2 separate regions of the Homo sapiens genome follow, and region 1 is linked to region 2. Evidence: read pairs that join two places in POLR2A ChIA-PET (ENCODE). Cell type or tissue: OCI-LY7. All regions are shown on one strand. Each heading gives the region's core, and the rest is flanking DNA. Links, peaks and the distances in the headings are about the cores only.

Region 1 (2,817 bases), core at 120-2,619, 370 kb before region 2:
CACCACCACACCTGGCTAATTTTTGTATTTTATTAGAGGCGAGGTTTCGCCATGTTAGCCAGGCTGGTCTCGAACCCCTGGCCTCAAGAGATCCGTCTGAGGCCCGCCTCGGCCTTCCAAAGTGCTGGGATTACAGGTGTGAGCCACTGCACCTGGCTGTATGTTTACTTTTTTTTTTTTTTTTTTTTGAGACAGAGTCTCCCTCTGTCACCCAGGCTGGAGTGCAGTGGTGTGATCTCAGCTCACTGCAAGCTCTGCCTCCCGGGTTGATGCCATTCTCCTGCCTCAGCCTCCCGAGTAGCTGGGACTACAGGCGCCCGCCACCACACCCTGGCTAATTTTTTGTATTTTTAGTAGGGACGGGATTTCACCTTGTTAGCCAGGATGGTCTCGATCTCCTGACCTCATGATCCACCCGCCTCGGCCTCCCAAAGTGCTGGGATTACAGGCGTGATGTATGTTTACTTTTCATGGTCAACAGAAAACTATAGAAGAACTTTCAAATTCTGGATTTCATACAGAAGTTTACAGAATTTTACAAAAATAAATTTGCTTTAAGTGGGGAATGCCTATTCAAGACCTTGATCTAGATTCTTTTGGAGGGTGGGGGGGGTGGGGAAGGGGGGTTGTTGTTGTTTTTAAACTAATAGAGACAGGGTCTCACTATGTTGGCCAGGCTGATGTTGATCTCCTGGCCTCAAGCAATCCTTCTGCCTTGGCCTCCTGAAGTGCTAGGATTATAGACATGAGCCACTGCACCTGGCCTCTTTTGGATTTTTTTTGTTTTTGAGACGGAGTCTCACTGTCGCTCAGGCTGGAGTGCAGTGGCGCGATTTGGGCTCACTGCAACCTCCACCTCCCGAGTTCAAGGGATTCTCCTGCCTCAGCCTCCCGAGTAGCTGGGACTACAGACCACCACGCCTGGTTAATTTTTTTTTTTTTTTTTTTTTTTTTTTAGTAGAGATGGGTTTCACCGTGTTAGCCAGGATGGCCTGGATCTCCTGACCTCATGATCCACCCACCTTGGCCTCCCAAAGTGCTGAGATTACAGGTGTGAGCCACTGCGCCTGGCCTTTTTTGGTTTTTGACTTTAATTTTAGCTGTTTACTTTAGACAACCTATACCAAATAAAATAGCTATTCCTCTAGAAACTGTGTGCCTTAGCCAGTGCTGTAAATTTAAAGTCTACTTCTGGAGGCCTAATTGGAAGATTTTTTTCTACTTTTATTCAGTCAGTCGATCCTCATGAGCCACCATTATTCCATACTGTATTATACAGGGGGAGGAGAGTGTATAAAGATGGCTGTACATGATTCCTTCCTGCCAAGGAATTTAATACCTAGAAAGACATATGGGGGCCTTGGAACAGATTCAATTCCAGGATTGAGAAGAGACCTATCAATATTCGGAATCCTCTCACCATCACCCACATGTACACAGCAATTTATAGCGGGTGCTCAGCAACTATTTGTTCAATGAGTTAACTCGCCAGTCCTCCAGGTACGCTCATCCATGTGTGCATTTGGCAGAGAGAGAATGTGTGTGTAAATCCTGAATTCCATTTACTCCCTATCTACCATCCTCAGCCACCGCCAGCGAGCTGAGATGTGCTCTAGGAATGTGGATGAGAGTTCATGTTGACACAGCAAAGCATAATTAGGAAGACATTTTAAGAAATTGAATAATATATTCCTAAGAGAACCATAAGTGATCTTTGAATTGTAGATATCCCTGTGTAAAGGAGCCAAAGGGCCAGTCGTGATGGCTCACTCCTGTAATCCCAGCACTTCGGGAGGCCGCGGCGGGTAGATCACCTGAGGTCAGGAGTTTGAGACCAGCCTGACCAACATGGAGAAACCCTGTCTCTACTAAAAATACAAAAATTAGCCAGGCATAATGGCGCATGCCTGTAATCCCAGCTACTCGGGAGGCTGAGGCAGGAGAATCCCTTGGACCCAAGAGGCAGAGGTTGCAGTGAACCGAGATCAAGCCATTGCACTCCAGCCTGGGCAACAGGAGTGAAACTGTGTCTCAAAAAAACAATAATAATAAAAATAAATATAAAAAAAGGAGCCAAAGAGCTGATTACTTCCTTTATGTACGAGAGGATCTTTTGGAAAGGACTGTCTTTAAAAACAGAACAACTGGCACAATCAAAATATGATTAACTGTAAAATATTTGATGTATCTATGTTTATTTTTTCTGGACATAAAGCAAGGTTTACTTGCATCAACTATCTAGAATCATTGGACTCCTGCTCCTCTACATGAGGTTGGGTGTCTGGAAGTTTAGGCTGTAGGAAAGAGACCCTTAACGGATAGGCCAAGCTTCAGAACGCTGTCCCTGCCCACACCTCATGCCAAAGAGCACTGTTCACAGCCCTACTCTGGGCAAAACCTGATGTTGCCCCTTACAATGAGTTCTACCTAGGCCCTAGCAAGTCGGCACTTGATCCCAAACCATTAGGCCCCTAGGCCGTGTGGTGACACATTTGGCTCAGCCCAGGAAGATGAGAGAACCAAATCAAATTTCCACATTTGAGAGTATGAATGGAGAAACTTGATGAGCCAAAAGCAGAGAGCAGTGGCCATGCAGAGTCCTGAGGGAGCAGAAACTATTGGTAAGCAGTGAAAGCCCATCATTAAAAAGAACACATTTGGCCTCAGGAGTGAAGAGGGTATCCAGTCCCTAAGACTGTTTAAAGCATACCTTTCCAGTTCCAGGAGCTGTCCAGACCACACAGGTCTTTAAAAATAAGCCCCTATTTCTTTTGGAGTGGTGCTAGGGTGGTGGGTATTTCTAGTCCTATTATCCAA
Region 2 (2,817 bases), core at 60-2,559:
TTTCTTTCTTTTCTGAGATGGAGTTTCACTCTCGTTGCCCAGGCTGGAGTGCAGGGGCACAATCTCAGCTCACTGCAACCTCCGCCTCCTGGGTTCAAGTAATTCTCCTGCCTCAGCCTCCCAAGTAGCTTGGATTACAGGCATGTACCACCACACCCAACTAATTTTGTATTTTTAGTAGAGATGGGGTTTTACCATGTTGGTCAGGCTAGTCTCGAACTCCTGACTTCAGGTGATCCGCCCTCCTCGTCCACCCAAAGTGCTGGGATTACAGCACAGGTGTGAGCCACCGTGCCCGGCCCAGGATTTTCTATATATTAGATCATGTTATCTGAGAACAGATAAATTTACTTCTTTTCTTTCTTTTTTTTTTTTTTTTTTTTTTTTGAGACGAGTCTCGCTCTGTCTCCCAGGCTGGAGTGCAGTGGCGCGATCTCAGCTCACTGCAGCCTCTGCTTCCCAGGTTCAAGCAGTTGTCTGCCTCAGCCTCCCGAGTGGCTGGGATTACAGGTGCCCGCCGCAATGCCTGGCTAATTTTTTTGTATTTTTAGTAGAGATGGGGTTTCACCATCTTGGCCAGGCTGGTCTTGAACTCCTGATCTCGTGATCCATCTGCCTTGGCCTCCCAAAGTGCTGGGATTACAGGTGTGAGCCACCTTGCCCAGCCCAGGTAAATTTACTTCTTTTCCAATTTGCCTAATTGCACTGACTAGAACTTTCAACATTATGTTGAATAGAAGTAGTGAGAGTGTGCATGCTTGGCTTGTTCCTTGTCTTAGAGAAAAGGCTTTTATTCTTTCACCACTGAGTATGATATTATCTGTGAGGGTTTCATACATGGTCTTTATGATTTTGAGGCAGTTTCCTTCTATTTATACTTTGTTTGATGTTTTGTCATAAAAGGGTGTTTTGTTGAATCTTGTCCAGTGCCTTTTTTGCATCAATTGAGATGGTCATCTTTTTGTCCTTATTCTGTTAAAGTGATGTGTTACATTGATTGATATTCATATGTTGAATCATACATGCATTCCAGAAATGAGTCCTACTTATTGATAATATGTAATTCTTTTAACATGCTACTGAATTTTCCAGTATTTTGTTGAGGGTTTTTACCTCAATACTCACAAAGAATATTCATCTGTAGTTATCTTTTCTTGATGTCTGTGTCTGGTTTAGTGTCAGGGTAATGCTGGCATCATAGAATGAGCTTGGAAGTGTTCCCTCCTCCTCAGTTTTTGGAAGAGTTTGAGAAAACTTGGCATTCATTATTTTTTAATGTTTGGTAGAATTCTCTAGTGAAGCCATCTGGTCCTGGGCTTTTCTTTGTTGGCAGTTTTTTGGTTACTGATTTAATCTCCTTACTCATTGGTTTTTTTCAGCTTTTCTATTTCTTCATGATTCAGTCTTGGTAAGTTGTGTGTTTCTAAGAATTTATCCATGGCCAGGCGCGGTGGCTTACGCCTGTAATCCTAGCACTTTGGGAGGTCGAGGTGGGCGGATCAGGAGGTCAAGAGATCGAGACCAGCCTGGCCAACATGGTGAAACCGCATCTCTACTAAAAATACAAAAATTAGCTGGGCGTGGTGGCGCACCTGCAGTCCCAGCTACTCAGGAGGCTGAGACATGAGAATTGCTGGAACCCAGGAGGCGGAGGTTGCAGTGAACCGAGATGGCGCCACTGCACTCCAGCCTGGCAACAGAATGAGACTCTGTCTCAAAAAAAAAAAAAAGAATTTATCCATTTATTCTAGGTTATCCAGTTTGTTGGTGTGCAATTGTTTATAGTAGTCTCTTATAATCCTTTTTATTTCTGTGACATCAGTTACAATTTCCCCTTTCATTTCTGATTTTATTTTATATTATTTATTTATTTATTTTTTTTTTTTTTCTTTCCTTAGAGGCTGAGTCTCACTCTGTTGCCCAGGCTGGAGTGTAGTGGCACGATCTCAGCTCACTGCAACCTCTGCCTCCCAGGTTCAAGCGATTCTCCTGCCTCAGCCTCCCGAGTAGTTGGGACTAGAGGCGTGTGCCACCTTGTCTGGCTAATTTTTGTATTTTTAGTAGAGATGGGGTTTCACCATGTTGGCCAGGCTGGTCTTGAACTCCTGACCTCAGGTGATCCGCCCACCTTGGCCTCCCAAAGTGCTGAGATTACGGGCATGAGCCACCGCACCTGGACCTTTCTTCTTTTTTAATATATGCTTTTACAACCATAAATTGACCTCTTAACACTGCTTTTCCTGTATCCCATATGTTTTGATACATTTTCATTTTTATTTGTCTCAAGGTATTTTCTAACTTCTCTTGTGACTTGTTTGATCCTGTGGCTATTTTAAGAGTGGATTGTTTAATTTCCACATATTTGTGGATTTTCCAGTTTTCCTTGTGCCATTGATTTCTAGTTTCATTTCATTGTCATTAGAAAAGATACTTTGTGCCGGGCACAGTGGCTCATGCCTGTAATCCCAGCACTTTGGGAGGTCGAAGCGGTGGATCATGAGGTCAGGAGATCAAGACCATATTGGCCAACATGGTAAAACCTTGTCTCTACTAAAATACAAAAAATTAGCTGGGCGTGGCGGCGCGTGCCTGTAATCCCAGCTACTTGGGAGGCTGAGGCAGGGGAATCACTTGAACCCGGGAGGCAGAGGTTGCAGTGAGCTGAGATCATGCCACTGCACTCCAGCCTGGCAACAGAGCAACACTCAGTCTCCAAAAAAAAAAAAAAGAAAGAAAAGAAAAGATACTTTGTGTGATTTTAGTCTTCTTGAATTTGTTAAGATTTGTTTTGTGGCCTAACATTGGTCTTTCCTAGAG

What was found. ChIA-PET counts read pairs that join two places held together with the same protein. Peaks named below come from ENCODE experiments on the same cell type or tissue, not always from the same donor. Only the 100,000 strongest peaks of a DNase experiment are listed, where the experiment ranks them.
Region 1: POLR2A ChIA-PET joins it to region 2 with 12 read pairs; 2 of 35 experiments call an interaction of 5 or more read pairs at or near these places.

The regions. Positions count from the first base shown.
Region 1 is chr6:42,221,395-42,224,211 of GRCh38, reverse strand. No RefSeq gene overlaps it. Among named protein-coding and RNA genes, the nearest start is that of MRPS10, 4.9 kb to the right of the region's middle. In OCI-LY7, for the core only: no CTCF peak of the experiment used is centred there; no DNase peak of the experiment used is centred there.
Region 2 is chr6:41,849,523-41,852,339 of GRCh38, reverse strand. All of the region lies in intron 3 of USP49 (ubiquitin specific peptidase 49), which reads left to right. Among named protein-coding and RNA genes, the nearest start is that of USP49, 44 kb to the left of the region's middle. In OCI-LY7, for the core only: no CTCF peak of the experiment used is centred there; no DNase peak of the experiment used is centred there.